2 separate regions of the Mus musculus genome follow, and region 1 is linked to region 2. A link is a loop called in an ENCODE intact Hi-C map of the cell type or tissue named here. Cell type or tissue: heart. All regions are shown on one strand. Links, peaks and the distances in the headings refer to the core of each region. The heading gives the core; the rest is flanking DNA. Region 1 holds the start of Gm39294 (a long non-coding RNA gene). Region 2 overlaps Gm35225 (a long non-coding RNA gene).

Region 1 (8,340 bases), core at 297-8,296, 250 kb after region 2:
ATTTCTTGCACGAAACTGCAGATGTGGCAGAAAAGAGACTTTACCTAGGTTGGAAGACTCCACCCTAGGTGAGCTAGCAACTGTGGAAACAAGGTCTGAGCCAGCCTGCTCAATGCTGGGAGGAGGGCCCAGTTCCTCACTTTTTATTTATTAAAAGTTAGCTGGACTGGGCCATAAAATTTACTTATGTTCCATGGTCCTGCCTGGGAATTATGGTGACTAGAGGCCACGCATATCTTAGGACTGAATGTATTGGACTCTTTGTGACCCGTCTCAGAGAACACGTGCAGCTTATTTGTATTTCTTTGCATAAACACGGCATTTTAGCGTTTATTATGAACAAACACAGCCTCTTGGCACATTCTTCTGTCTTAGGATGAAAAAAGCCATAGCCAGTGGCCTGTCTTCAGTTGCTAGCCCTCAAAGCACACTTTTTCCCCATTCAGACCAAAGCCACGATATACACTTAATGAATCTCTTCATAGCAATGAATAACTGCCATCTGAGCTTTGATGAAGGCCAGCCTGTAACCGACCTGCTTGAAATACAAACTCAAAAGCTAAAAGCAACAGGATTAAAATTGTCTGTGGGTATGTCACAGGAATTCGATTCAGTTGCAAATTGGCAAGATCAGACAAAGTTTGGCCACCAGGTGTTGGGGAGGTGGCTCTGAGAATCAACAGAAAAACTGTTACTTCTCAGGTAAATAGTGCTAAGAGCCAGGTAAGCTGGCTGATAAAGATTTTTAGCTATCTTCATAATTGGAATCTCCAATATTGGATTTATTTCTAGGCTAGTCCATAATTGAGTCAGAATAACTGGTCACATTAAAGGAAAGAGAAGAGTCATTATAAATCCTTCTCTTGATTAATTTTTCTAAATCAGTTTTCACAGTCTCTTATGTTCTCTGTCCCATGAGGTTAAAAAGCTTGAAACAAGGCAGCTTGTCTAATCTGGAAGATAGGCAAGCAAAGATGGGTCAGGAACATACACCCAACACAGCTTTCTTGTCACACTGTCAAAGTACTCAGCAAGCTCACAGGTCAGCACCATCCTTTTGTGTCAGCTTGTCACACCAGTCACTCTGGCAGCTAGCAAGCTCCTGCAGCATTCTGTGGAAAAAGCACAAACACACCGTCTTCCCCACATTAAATACCTGACTAGGATCGTGCCATATGCCAATAAGTGGATACTTTTATCTCTCCAATGCATGAGTATGCCTAGTTATAGGATGCTATAGACACCCAGCAAAGAGTTCTTCACATCCAAACTTTAAAATTTTAAAAATAAAAAGAGTGATTTAAAAAATGTGCACAGGAATATAATTCCCCCTTTTTTGTTTTTTAAGAAGATATAGTTTTAAAGTTCCACAATACCTTGTCCTTGAGAATTATTTAAAAAAAAAAAACAAAACAGTAACATGGGTAACATTAAATTGTTGACATAACATCTCAAATGCTTGACTGAAGTAGCCAGTTCCAATATCTGTTTTAATATGATTTGGAACACCAAGTATAAAAGAAAATTAACATAGGCAATGACTAATTATACTTTTAGTTGCTTCTCTTGTCAGAGGTTGCAACTAGAAAGCCTGAAAAGGTATCAATAGTCACATGTGCATAGTTTATTTTTCTAAAATCAGAAATATGAGTATCCATTTGCAATAATTGATTAAGTATATGTCCTCGAGAATTAATACCATTATGTGGAGCAGGTAGAAACTGAGGACACTGAAAACAAGTTTTTACAATTTGACATGCACTTTCTCTAAAAATAACAAATTATTATTCAAGCCATTACTATTTTGATGATGTAAAGAATGAGATTATGCTGGGCGTGGTGGCGCACGCCTTTAATCCCAGCACTCAGGAGGCAGAGGCAGGCGGATTTCTGAGTTCAAGACCAGCCTGGTCTACAATGTGAGTTCCAGGACAGCCAGAGCTATACAGAGAAACCCTGTCTCGAAAAACCAAAAAAAAAAAAAAAAAAGAATGAGATTATATGGCCAATTGTTCTTGTGTAAAGCCTATAATCTGCCTGGGATACAAATTTGGGGTGGCATTGCCTTAAAGGGTCTTGTCCAGGCAGTCCAGGATGGGTTCTTAAATGTCCAAGGACAGTGCTTCAAAGGAACAGTATTTTCTCTTAACTTGAGTTATATATTCATAAACAATTGCAAAATTTGAGAATTAGCAATATCTAAAAAAGGAACAATTTCAAACAATTGTAAGCCGATATGTGTGTGTGTGTGTGTGTGTGTGTGTGTGTGTGTGTGTACATACATATATATTGGCTATCAGTATACAAATTAAAGCTTGATTTTTCAACATTTCAAAACACTGGCTATAGCATGCAATTCAGTTATCTGTGCTGAAGCAAGAGGGAGCTCAAAAGTACAAGCATGTGACCCAATCACATATACTTCTCTTCCATAGAAGGACTGTTTTTGAACACAGTAGATGTATTCTTTATGGGATGCATGCATTAATTTATAGGAAATGCAAAAGCATGCATAGAAGCATTTTTTAACAACTTGTCTTTTAGATAATGATTATCAATTTTGCCTAAAATATTTACTATGCAATAGACCAAATATCAATATTCTGGAATAACTGATTTAATTGCTGTTTGAAACAAGGAATAGACATCTCATCAGGTTTTTAAGACATTCTTTCCAAAAATACCTTCATGATTCTATCCTACAAATTTTTATTAACACCACAATAGCTTCATAATAGGATGTTAAGACTTTACTTGGAGATGAAGAAAGATGAATCCACATTAATGCTCTCTTTTGCCAAAGAATTGCTGTGGGCACATTGAGTAATAATAACTAACATTTGATTACAAGTGCTAACAATTGATTACAGAAGCTTCCTCTACTTTCTGCAAAGCTATTTGTCTCTCACCAGTTAATTTGCATCTCCCTTGCTAACATCCAACAAAGCCTTAAGTCATCCTGCGGTGAGCTTAAAGTGAGGTCTTAGCCAATGTACATCTCCTGGAAGCTTTTGAAAATAATTTGAAGTAAGCAAATCCTCATTTCTTTCTCAAATTTTCTGTGCCAAAATTTTTCTAGGATATAATTGAGGCCCTAAATATTGAAAAAGATATTACCTATGGGGCTGGAGAGATGGCTCAGAGGTTAAGAGTACTGACTGCTCTTCATGAGGTTCTGAGTTCAATTCCCAGCAACCACATGGTGGTTCACAACCATCTGTAACGGGGTCTGATGCCCTATTCTGGTGTGTCTGAAGGGAGCAATGGTGGTGTACTCATATGCCTAACATAAATAAATAAATCTTTAAAAAAAAAAAAAACGATATTACCTATGAATCTTTTCTGGAGCAACAACTATTCCCCAAAATTTTAAATCTTGTTGTGTAAGAGCAAAGGTTTGTAGTAAATTTCCCTTCATAGGCATTAGCTAATAAAATACTTTCCATATAAGAAACAATATACACTGAAAGACTCAAAGTTCTAGCTTCTTGTATTGAAGTTGAGACTAATTTTTTTTTTTTTTTACATAATGTAAGGCTATTAGCCATTCCTAGAGGCAAAACTTTCCAATGATCGCCCGCGAAAAACATGCACACGGGACACAAGATCCTTCCATAGCTAATCTTTTATTACATGTTGATGAGAAAAGACAAAGAGGGCTCAGAAACGTGTTGGCTTAAATACCCGCTGGTGTGACGTGTCTAAATACGACTGGTAGCTTCACCCACGATCTCATACACCCCAGGGATTGGCTAGTGCCCCAGGGGATGGGCTAGTGCCCAGGGAAATGGGCTAGTGACTTTGGCGGGCTTTTGCTCCTAGTACATGCGCACATAGCTTGCTCTTTGTTTAGGTGGCATAAGGCACTGCGGAGCCAGCGCCATCTTATGATGGTAAATGTTATTGCGGCTCTCCACAGATCACAAGCTCACTAGAAGCAAACCCTTTACAATGATCAGAATGCAAAGGAAAAAACAACCTTCCATATCCATAATAATTCTATATGGAGTGGGCAGGCCAGAATGCAATAAATACCCTTAGAAGTTCCACAGCCTCATTGACCTTTCATAAAACTTAAGTTTAAGCTTTATTTTGAACACCTGGATAGATATTTAATAATGTTATTTTGGCTTAAAAATAATTTCCTGGAAGCAAGGAGAGGCAAGGCTCCCCCAAAATTCCATAGGCAGGGTTTGCAAGACAAAAAAAAAAAAAAAGATTCTACTGTCTGTCTATGCCTCTAATTTTTGGACAGTCTTTCCTAAGATGATTTATACTTAAAACATTCCTTATCACCTCAGCGCTGTGAAAGCATTGCTTGTATGTACTGGAGTCCCCTGCAAGGCAGCAGCCATAGCTAGACTCTGATTGTATGAGGGTCCAATTTCTGCACAAAGATGAATATATCCAGATAAGCCTGTCTTTGCTTTGTATGGCCGGAAGGCTGCAGGGAGCTGCATTAGCACTCTCATAAGATGATTACTCTTGTAATCATCTTAATTACAATATATGGGTGAGTTTAAAATCCTAAGCTTGTGATCAAACTGCAAACTCCAGTCAATGGAACACTGGCAATTTTAACCATATTTTTTTAAGTTTCTTTTGCAATATTAGAGAATAACCATAACTTTTAGAAAGCAAAACCCAATTTTAAACAATCTATTCTCTTTAAAGGCAATACCAGAAGCATCACTTTCACATTACAAAGTTTGACTGCCAGTTCTTACATATGAATGCATGACACTGCAACTTTTAATGCTTCATTAAAGAGACACTGTTTTAAATCTTGTCCCTTATAAGTCTAGTTTCTAGGATAAGAACTACATAAAATATTATCCCAACATAGAAGTATCTTTAGAGGCCTGGTTTCCTGGGCTGGTTCATGCCACTTATTGTTGTTTAAAATGACTCTGACCCTGAATTACCAGTTTTAAGCTAACTTTCTGCTACCAAATCATACCTGATAACTTACAAACCAATACTCTATGACCAAGACATGCAGAGCATATTTATACCTTTAAGACCAGCCAGAAACCAAATGAAGCTGTTTCACAGATCTTATAAATTTAGACCAGACAAATAATTTTTATTTACTAGGTATAATTTCAAGCGAAAAAGTACTTTGTCATTTGCTGAAACCAGTAATCACAATTGCAGAGATTTTTCTAGAAAAAGACAAGGATCAACTAATTTGCCTTAGAACTAAGAAGCTGCTGACTCCTCTTAAAAGCAGCTTTTCAGCAGGGCCTCTCCTGCTGTGCTTGACTCCTGGCTAAGGGTGTGGGGCAACTGAGACTGAATCAAGAGATGGATAACCAGCAGATAAAGTTTTAACCAATTTTTCTTTTCAATATAAAACATAGAACAACAGCCATTCAGACAACAAAACAAAAACAGACATGAATTGACATGTAGACCAGTTGGTGCACAAAAGACAGATACTACAGAGAGGGTAGAGAACCTGATGTAACCGGAACTAAGGATGTCTCCTGTAGGGGCCAGAGAGGAAGCAGGACGTCTCCCGATTTCCTTCTGTCCCTGGGATAGCTCTGAAACCCATTTTCTTCTCTCTTGATCCCTCTCTCTCATGTCATTTGTATACCTAGCATATCCCACGGCCCTTTTTTTGTGTGTGTTTTTGCTTTGTTTGTTTGTTTTTTGTTTTCTATTCTTTTTATTTTATTTTATTATTTTATTTTAAGCCCTACTCCTCCAGCCTGATGCAGTTCTTGACTGTGGAAAAATGCCTGTTTAAAATTTTCCATTTTCCAGTCCCATTTTCCACTGTCAACCCCTAGCTCATAGCTCATACCAGCTCTGGGCCAACGCTGACTCAGTCTAGCCTGTATCCTCTTTGCACCCTTTCGATCAACAGCCTTCAAAAGATGAAATTTGTAGCGCTAACATTAATGTTGTATGTTGCTTACCGTGCAGGATACATCTTCTTCTGTTTTCTGTGAAGCCCAACCAAATCAGTGTCCCTCGGTCGTTCTTTCCTTTTTCGGGCCACTTGTTTTGTGCCACCTGTAGCTGCCAGCAGCTCTGGGTTACTTGGTTCCTGAAAGCAAAGTTGGGGTTGAATGGAAAGGCAGCAAGAGGAATAAGGAGCCAAGACAAAGTTCTCTGATAAAGGCCCAATGTTTACTTATGAGTCTGAGCTTGTAAGGGGCGAAGGCAATCCCCCACTATGCCAGGATGTGGTTGTTTTGTCAGGATCTGTCCGGAAAACAAGCTCAGCTGCTCAGCAGGTAGCTTTTTGCAGGAAGCTGCAGATGTGGCAGATAAAAGACTTTACCTAGGTTGGAAGACTCCACCATAGGTGAGCTAGCAACTGTGGCAAACAAGGTCTGAGCCAGCCTGCTCAAGGCTGGGGGAGGGCACATGTAGATAGGTGTACCTACAGCAGAACTTGGGAAATTTTATTACTGAGACTGGCCTTCCTGGGCAGCTCTTTGCTGTTCCGCACCTCAGAACTGTCGATGCCTGGTCCTTTCCTGAGAGCTCTAGCTTTGCATTCCAGTTACTCCAGCATTGCAGGGACTCTCTTAACTGAGGAAGTCCAGTGTGGTTTCCACCAGGAAATACAGTGTCCAGACAGGCAAGGCCTCTCCACTCCTAGGTGTGTCTCACTATAGAAGATTGCTGTGATCCGGAGAGTTGAGTATATGCTAATTTTAAAAGGCACATATTTTGCATTTTATTTCTACAGAGTTGAAATGTTGAGAGATTTTTAAAAAATAATAGTGTTTTCCACTGTTTAAAAAAAAAATTAGCCCTAAAGTTAATTTATCTGCATCCTTAACCAGTGATGTCATAGCCACGATGACACACAGGCAAGGTGGCCATCCTGCTGTCATTGGGTCTAATTTTTTGACAAATAAGTTATTGGCTGATTCCATGGCCCTAGAGTTTAGATCAAGAGCCTGTTGGCTATTTCTTTATGTTTATTAACATATAGATAAAATAGCTTAGTAACGTCTGGTAGCCCCAAAGCAGGAGCCAACAGTAGGGCCTGTTTTACTTTCTTATTGGATTTTTTTCCTTTGATTTAAGTTTTATTGCATTATGATGAGAAAAGATACATAATTTCAATTTATCTGAATTTAACATTTAAAAACATATAGTAAATAGACTTATATCACATTCTTCTTTCCCTTTTGTACCCCGCTTCTCCTGGATAGTCCCCCTTCAAAACCTGCAATACCTTTTGTTTTTTATCATATTATTTAAAATTTGTAAAATAATGTAACAATAAAAATGAGTATTATAAAAGTTGATATAAAACAACAATCAATTGAAGTCTTATGTAAATGTTTGTCTACAGCAATACTGATAATACATACATTTTTCTCAATGTAAATTTTAAATAACTTCAAATATATTAACTGTATGATATTTTAAAATAATATATCACTATTAGTTTTTTTAGTGAGCATAAATAGATAAAGTCTTTTTGTTTGGTTGGTTTGTTTTGTTTTTAGTAGAGCTTAAAATATTGGCTCTTATGGTGGTACAAACATGAAATAAGAACAGTTTTTGAACATTGGAGTTCATTGTAATAAGACTGTACTTGAATGTCTCTCACATCACCAAAGGACTTTACCTCCATAGTAGCTAAGCTAAGAGTTGACAGTCCTGCTGTGACAAGGAATGAACTGTAGGCACAATTTTTGAATACAGATATTATGCTATGGTCAAAGCTATTTGACTTGAGTGATTGTCGTCATTCTCAGCCCAAAGGGAACAGGTTACATTCATTTAAGAAATGGTGTGGTATTAAGATGGTCTATCCATGAAGTCATTCATCAATTGTTTTAATGAACAATGGTTCTTCTTGGAGGGTGGAACAGACATTAGGTGAGGGTAAGATTTTGGTTCATTGGCTGTGATGATTTTGAAAAGCATTCATCTCAGAATAAGTAACTTATAAAGTCCTCTTCTTCAAAATTGATACAATAATTATAAATATTAGCAAAGCCTTCAGTCTCACTCTTTATTGTTCTGTACAAGCCACTTCCCAAATTAATTGTCTACATTTCTTTTGGTTGTGTAAACAATCCTGAAATATGTAAGCTGTTCTGAAAGCCATAGAATAGTGTAAAAACATCAAATAAACAATCCTACTAATAGAGAGGCCGAGATAGGAGTAGCATGATTTCAAGACCATTATGTGGAACACAGCAAGACCCTGTCATGTACAAACAAGCAGAAAGTATATATGGATTGTACAATATTGGACCTATTTCTCCCATTACCAAATTAGAGAGACCACAAGATGACAGCCGACAAATTTCTAATTCCTCATATTTTTCAATTTCAATCGATTAGGATATGTTGGTA
Region 2 (8,340 bases), core at 265-8,264:
TGAAGAGGACTCTGGACTTAGCTGCTATATCATGCTCAAGCAAACCCTACTCTCCGCCGAAGCAGGATTAGAAGGCTGCAATGCATGGGTCAGGTACTCCATTTTGGTTCAGGAGGGATCAGGAGCAGGCTTCGCTCTTCATTCATGGAGGGCTTGAGTCCTAGAGATTCTCAAAGATGTAGTGGCAGGAGCCTTGCACGGTCCTGACAAATAGCAAACGCTTTGTGAATACTAATTCCCCACTATTTCTTTAATGGATACAGGTGTTTCTATAAGTTCTAGTGACAGAGTATAAAACATTAAGATCTACTTTTTAAATCTAGAGTTAGTTGTCTCGGGATAGTAGTTACAGCACCTCATGGCATATATCACAGTCTCAATATGCTATACCCTTCAGGGTGTCAGGCCCCACCACCCTCAGAAGTCTCTCTCCAGCCCAGGCCGGAGAGTGATGGTTAACAATGCTGTGGGCTTTGCTGCCCCCTTGTGGGAAGTTGAATTATTACTAACTGAGCTAAGAACAATTGCAGACGTCTGCTGATAGCAGAGGTCTGTGTGAGGTTGAATACAAAATGCAGCAAGTTCCCTGCGAGCTGCCCAGTTACAAACCCACAGATGTAGAGAACATTCCTTAGTAACCTGGTCACTGAAACAAGTCTGAGGCACTGAGCCTTTGACTGGTAACTTTTAGACAGATGCTTGCTACTGTAATTCCTGACAGGAAGGAACAGTGCCTACTCAAAAAAATAAAAATAAAAATAAATCACCCTAGCCAGTTAATCACATTTGCCATGTTTTCAATCATAATTTCTTACCTTATTTTTGGAAGGACTTATGCAGTGGCGTACATTTTAAAGTGGCGTACATTGTTCTTCTCATGAAGAACAATGCATCTTGGAGCTGGAGGGGTTAGGGACACTCCACCTCCTGAGTTCTTAGCCTGGTCCCTTGGATGCTGTGGTGGGATCATCAGGAAAGACCTTAGAATAGACAGTATATCTGTTGCCTTTCCTATTACTGTGTTAAAATACCCTGAAAAAAGCAAGGAGACAGGTATTTGTCTCACAGTTCAAAGGTATACAGTCATCACTGAGGGGACCTTGCAGTTATATTGCTTCCATAGTTAGATGATGAATGTTTCCAATCAGCTCATTTTGTCCTTCTTATTCAGCCTGTCCTGTGGAGCAGAGCTGCTTACAGCAGCCCAGTCACCCACCTCAAACTAATCATGACAACCCACCAACGACCTGCTCAGAGTTAGCGTAATTCAGAGAATCCCTCACAGGTGTGACTCGAGACTTGACATTACAGGGATTCTGGATCCTGCCTGGTTGACAGTCGGTCAATATTAACCATCACTGAAGGTAACGGCTCTGCATGTTTAAAATGTCTGCTCGCCTAGATTGGAAAGTAGAGATGAAAATGAGGTTTCTGTAAAAGTCAGCTTGATGGCTGATGAGTTTCTTGAAGTTACTTACAGGTGCATGGGTAGCTCACAGGCAGCTCCACTGCCCAGAGGTCCCTGTCAGCTTACAGGCAGTCACATCACCAAACAGTCCCAGCCCGGTGCTTTACAGCCTCTGTGTCCTCTCTAAGGAAAGGGGACCGGGAAGGATGTCATTAATGCCCCTGAGCCCTGAGCCTCGTGAGCCTTCCACCTCCCTCCACAGGGAAACCTTACAGACCCAATCTCATGAGCATCTCCTCAGGTGGTCAGCGCTGCTCTGATTCAAGAGCAAGAAAAACACAGAACAAGCTCAGCAATATATGTATCTACTACTTTCAATTTCTTTGAAGTAATTATTTCAACCTGTCACTTGTCACTTTAGGCTACTGTTAAATGTTCTTCCCTTTTCATTTATGTATGTGTCCATTCATGTGCACCACATGTGTGATCCCCAGGAGCTAGAATTACGGGTGGTCATGAGCTGACATGAGTGTGCTGAGAGCCGGCCCTGGGTCCAAGTGTTCATATATATATATACATATATATATATATATATAATTTTATTACAAATTTTAAAAAATGCAGAATCCTAAAAAAATCTTTTTACTGGTAATACAGATTCTTATAAAGTTATTTTTGCTACCATAAGAAGTTAAACCATTAAATATTTAGAAACATTCAACATCAAAAGTTTTAAATCTAACTGTACGTTGTAGCCCCTGAAAAAGCTACAAACACGTTTTTAAAAGTATTTTCTCTACAAAGAATCTCATCAGCTACACAAAAATCTGTTCAGTTTTTATACTGAAGCTAATGTGCTTGAATTTCACATTCTTAGCAAAATAATTGCCTGAGCACAGATACTCCACACTTCATGACAGCCACTTATTCTTCCTCTTCCTCTTCCTCTTCCTCTTCTCCCTCTTCATCATCTTCCTCCTCCTCCTTCTCTTCCTCCTCCTCCTCTTCCTCCAGTCTTCTTCTTTGAGCCCACTGGCCTACCAGAACCCTTCTTTCCTGTTTCACTTTTGCCCTCGCCATGGTATGCAGCAATATCCTTTTCACATGTCTCCTTTAGTTTAGCTACTTTCTGCTCATTCAGTTGTTTATCTTTGGCAAATTGTTCAGACCACATCATACCCAGTTTCTTTGCAGTATCTCCAATAGACAGGCAAGGGTGTTCACTTTTGATTTTTGGGCAATGTTCAGAGCAAAACATAAAGAAGGCAGATGGCAGTCTCTTCAAAACATTTGGATCTTTTTTCTTTCCTGTCTTATCACCTTTGGGAGGAACATTGTTCTTCATCTCCCTGTCATAACCAGCTTTGTCGCTCTTGGCCAAATCTTCAAACTTCGACTTTTCGTTTGCAGACATGGTCTTCCATCTCTCGAAGCATTTCTTGGAGAACTCAGCGAAGTTAACCGACGAATCGGGATGCTTCTTCTTGTGCTCCTCCCAGCAGGTCTGCACGAAGAAGGCATACGAGGACATTTTGCCCCGTGGCTTGTTGGGGTCACCCTTGTCCATGGTGATGGCATGGCGTCTACCAAAAATTCTGCCCACCCTCTAAGGCCTCCTAAGTGGCCATGCAGAAGCTCTACAGACACACACACACACACACACACACACACACACACACACACACACACAGAGAGAGAGAGAGAGAGAGAGAGAGAGACTTGGGCCGCCAAGCCTGGGGACTCAGCTGATTCAAGAGCAAGTGTTTTTTTTTGTTTTGTTTTGTTTTGTTTTGTTTTGGTGCTCCAGTCCATAAAAAGTCCTTTCTTAATCCCACATTCTATAAACCTCTTTAATTTTCCCAACAGGAAACTCCATTTCTGGAAGACTCTACACTTGCTTGGCTGATCCTAAAATCCACAAAACATAGTTTGCAAGTTGCTGCACACACCCTTACTCCCAACACTGAATGTGTATGCTTCCGTTTGCTTTTACACTGGGAAAATGCCTCTTTCCAGACATAAGATTTAGGGATAGTGTGTTTCGAGTATACAGCAGAGCTTTGAAGTCTGCCAATTCATCACATGGCATTCTTTGATTTCAACAGTGTGTCAAAGTCAGCTATGCAAGCCTGCGGTGGGAGGTGGGAGGGGTGGGCCAGCAGGAGTCCAAGAGAAGACAGCCTTGCAGTGCAGAGAGAGGGAATGTGCCTTCTTCTGCCTGACTCCCTGGTCTGTACTGTACATGCACACTTACAAAAAGACCCTCTGCCCTTGCCTGGATGAGGCTGGGACAGCCAGAGGGAGGGGCCCCTGGAGTAGGTAAGCCTTTCCCTTCTACACAGTCACTACTCTCTCCAGCAGGAAGCTGGGCTTCCAAGCAGGCTTGGGTCTCAAGGATCCTAATCCTGACAGACACTAGGCAGACTGTCCTCATGGTGGCAGTGTGGCCTTAATTAGCAGCTGCTGGTACCTGCAGGACTGCAAAGATGCTCAACATGGCCTGCTGATGCTGGGCCTGCTGTGAGTGAATGCTGGTGTTTCTGAAGGACTCTGTTCCCAGTTCTTCAGACTAGTGTGTGTGTGTGTGTCACTTTATAACCTACTATACATAAAAGCTCAGGTACAGGGGGATACAAGATTTATCTTTGGTTTTAATAATTTATATTCTGCCCCAGGACCTGGGGTTTAAATGCCCAGTCAAAGAGAGGTGACTTGTTACTGCAGTCAGCACTGAGTGCTGCAGTGGTGGAAATGGAGGGTCACATAAAGCAAGACAAAGTCTTCAAATCTCATCTTAAACGTGGCTTCCATCCTAATTGCTGGCTCTGGCCCTTCAGTCGGGTTGTATGACCCTGTTCTGTGGCACCTCAGTTCCCTGTGTGTCTCTCTTTTTTTTTTTTTCCTGTGTGTCTCTCTTATGTTATTGTTCCTTGATTCGCTTTTTCATTTCCTTCCAGATGGAACAAGATGCTCTGACAGGAGGGGCTTCTGTCCAGTCCCGAATCACATCCCCAGCATCCATCATTAAAGTTGTGCTTATGGTAGGAAGCTCATAAACGCTACTGAATGAAGGGGAATGAGGGTTCCATAGTGCCTGCAGCACACACACACGCACACACACACACACACACACACACACTGTCTGTATTTTTCTAAACCAAAGAAAAATATCAGTTTACCAAGCTTTTGGCTCCTAAAGGCCATACCAAAGTTCTATGGCAAGTACCCCTGGGGAAGTGAGAAGGAAAGGCCTGCAGCCCTCCCACTGTCTCCTTTACAGGGGAGCTGCGAGCTGTCCTTGCCAGTTGGGCCATTGTGCTGCCCAGATTATACCAGCACCTGTCTCCAGTATTGCTCTGCCCTGCCTGCTGCACCTCTCATCTCAAAACTGCCCACCAGGAGTGTCTCACTGCTAAGTGAGGCCCAGAGTACACAGGTGCCCTGCCCTCCCCTGTCCCTGGAAAGACACCTCCAGGTCAGGCCACTCCAAGGTTAGCCCCTCTGCTCAATCTCTCCACCCGAGCACCTCTGTGATTCTTCTTGTATGGGAAGAGAGGGGAAAAGATTTCCAAAAGAACACTGGCTGATTGGCAGCTTCAAAAAAGCAAGCACCAGCTGGCCCTGCAAACCCTTCCTATAATAAACAGATGTGTGTCTTTGAGAGGACGCTTTCCAAGATACTTCTGTGTTTCTGTCTTCAAGTAACCAAGCTGCAAGGTGATAAGAATTTAGAAATTCAGAACTTACTTTGAGTCTCAGAAAATGGTCATGCACCACATAATGACATTTTAATCAACAACAACCAATAGGTTGTGCTCCATTACCATCATAATGGAGCTAAAAAATAGCTACCCTTGTGACTTTCATTTCTATGTTTAATATGTTTAGATACACAAATACTTGACATGGCTTATAGTCTACACAATAGCATACAAACCAGGTTTGTAGCCTGGAAGTAATGGTCTGCACTACACAGATCAAGAGTGTAGCGAACTTTACTTCAAAGACCAGTGCAGTGAGCAACACCTCTGAGACGAGGAATACAGCAGACTTTACCTCAGAGATCATAGGTGCAGTGGACTTTACCTCAGAGACAAGGGGTGACTTGACAGGAATACAGCAGACTTTACCTTAGAGACCATAGGTGCAGTGGACTTTACCTCAGAGACCAGGGGTGACTTGACAGGAATACAGTAGACTTTACCTCAGAGATCATAGGTGCAGTGGACTTTACCTCAGAGACCAGGGGTGACTTGGACTTTACCTCAGAGACCAGAGGTACAGTGGATTTTACTCAAAGACCAGGAGTGCAGTAAGATCCATATCAAAGACCAATGTATAGACTTTGCCACAGAGACCAAGTGTGTCATGTCAGAGGCTCTACCATTTGAAGTGTAAGAGTATTATGTAATGTTACCACAACAAAAATTTAGACAATGTGCATCTCAAGGTGGGTCCCAAAGTCAAACAGCTCATGACCATGCTTACATTCTATGAGACTTAATGAAGATCGTGTCTTTGAGATCTCCTTGGGAATGGAAGGCCTGTATAAACATAGAAGATTTTTATCATCAACTGGTGATTTCTGTATTCCTCAGCCAGAAAGATGACATGATAAATGACTTCTGGGGGCTATTCCAATTCTCCCATGATAGCGTTTTAGCTTTAAAAAAAATCATTCCGTAGCTCTCCATTAGTCTAGAAAGCACTGCTGTCCTTAAGAGGCACCCATCCGGGAGTTATCACATCTTTCTCTTTCATCCTGCCCTCAAATTCAATTCTGAGGTCTTAAAGTGTTTGACCTGAAGCTAGTTGTGAAGGCAGTAGACAAAGAAGAAGCACCATAAGTCTCTGCGTTCTCAAATCCTATGACTTATCAAGGCCCCTGTATGATAACAGCAAACATCTGTGTCGGCCTCTTTTTAACCTTTTCATTTGGAGACCATTTGCTTGGCACCTACTGTATACATGTGTCATTCTCAATATTTCTTATGTTGATAACTGACCAACAAAAAACCCAAGTACTGTTATGAAAATACCTGATATTTGGTACTTTTAGCTCACGGATCTCTTCACTTTCTCCACAAAACACCCCCAACACTATAAATGCATCCTTCAGAGCCCCAGTTACAGGTAGCAGAGATGGCTCGGTGTCCTCAGCAAGCACAGGGACCTACATACAGATCCCCAGAACCAATGTAAAACTGGACTTAACTGTAATCCCAGTGCTAGATGAACAGAGACAGGTGGAATTTAAAAATGTAAAGACTTGTAATGTCCAAGAATCCTCTAGTCAGCCATCCTTGCTGAATCAGTGAGCTTTGGGCTCAGTAAAGAGTCCATGTTTCAAAAAATAAACTAGGGAAAGTCATAGATGAAGACAGCCCAATGTCAACCTCTGGTATGTGAGCATGCGTGCTTGTGTACATGTGCGCGCGCGCGCGCGCGCGCGCGCGCGCGTGTGTGTGTGTGTGTGTGTGTGTGTGTGTGTGTGTATGTGTGTGTGTGTATACTAATACACACATACACATGACACCCCCATTATGCACATACTAGCATTACACACTGAGCCCCAACCCCTTTTCTCTGTTTTCTCTGTCTTTGAATGCTCTAGGGAGAATGTGCCACCACCTCCTCGTCAAGGTTCTCCACTGCGCCACAGCCTGTTTAGTTGATATTATTAGAGGAAAGGATTCTGAACGCCCGAGAGAAACAGCTCAGAATAAAATCTCAGCATGATACAGAATAGAAATGTTGATCTCATGAGCAGCCACCTGCTCTGCAGTAGCTGGAGACACAGCCAGATATGATGCAGGGATGGGAACACTGAGGCTGCATGTCTGCCGCTCAGACGATGAACATACAGAGGAACCATTTCATCTTAATAATGAAACCATTGGCAACACAGTAGGAATTTGTTCTGGGCCTGCCATTCCTTGCTTCTTTTCCTATTAAGTCTTTCTGTTTTACCTGCTGCTTCTCCAAAAACCCACCTGGGTTTGGTTCTCTGTTTTTCTAACCCCACTCTTCCAGTCCAGCAGGTACAAAGTCAAGCAGCCCCCTGAGGGTTGAGTGAGGCTTATGGGAAAGATGGAAAAGAAGACTCAGAGACAAAGGTTAGAAATCGGTAGGGCTGTCCAGTCAGTACTGCAGCAGCCTCGAATTGAATTCTCTTAGGCTTTAGATATTTTACAGTATTGTGGGAGACAAAGTCACAAGCCAGCTGAGACAATGGCTAATGCACATTTGATATCTGTACACATCTGAAGGCCTCCCTATTCCTCCCTGTTTCTTCCTCCAAGATTAATAGAACATTCAACCCCTTGCCTTGAGCTTCAAGTGTACCTCCTCTTATTGTTCCATGAGTCAGCAAGCCAAGAAATCTGTCAGTAGACCCTGGCCTGACCTGACTCTGCCTGACAGGCAGACTTTCACAGAAACAGGCAAAATGGCTCCCAAAACCCCACTCCCTATGAAAGTTGCTATGGAAGAGGCAATAGGACCAGCTACCCAGGGAAGAAACTCTCCAGCCTTTGTGTGGCCCCTAGAAATTCCAATATCTACACTAGTTTTATTTCATTTTGAATATTCATGTAAATGTGACCACAAGCTGTGGAGTATTTTCACGTCTGGCTCCCTTTGCCCACACCAGATTGGCCTGTGGGAAAAGCTGTGGGGTATTTCTTCTTTAATGATTGCTGTGGAAGGACCCAGCCCACTGTGGGTGGTATTACACCTGGGAAGTCCTGGGTTGTATAAGAAAGCAGGCTGAGCAAGCCAGGAGGAGCAAGCAACATTCTTCCATGGCTATGGCTTCAGCTCCTACCTTGAACTCCTGCCCTTGACTCCCCCAGTGACCAACTATGACCTGAGTTATAACATGAAATAAACCCTTTCCTCCACAAGTTGCATTGGGTCATTGTGTGCTTTAT

What was found. A loop is a pair of places that touch in the nucleus more often than their neighbours do. Peaks named below come from ENCODE experiments on the same cell type or tissue, not always from the same donor. Only the 100,000 strongest peaks of a DNase experiment are listed, where the experiment ranks them.
Region 1: it touches region 2 in a loop (11-fold over the local background); 12 of 42 quality-filtered maps call a loop at or near these places.

What each region holds. Positions count from the first base shown.
Region 1 is chr9:15,429,932-15,438,271 of GRCm38, reverse strand. It overlaps Gm39294 (a long non-coding RNA gene), which reads right to left and starts at 6,084. Exons shown (of 4, transcript XR_870550.1): 1 at 5,928-6,084. In heart, for the core only: a CTCF peak has its summit at 3,901; no DNase peak of the experiment used is centred there.
Region 2 is chr9:15,677,537-15,685,876 of GRCm38, reverse strand. Gm35225 (a long non-coding RNA gene) reads right to left here. Exons shown (of 3, transcript XR_379172.2): 3 at 8,313-8,340. It also overlaps the pseudogene Gm5119. Among named protein-coding and RNA genes, the nearest start is that of Gm35225, 10 kb to the right of the region's middle. In heart, for the core only: CTCF peaks have their summits at 485 (motif pointing left) and 3,835 (motif pointing right); a DNase peak (open chromatin) is centred at 3,836.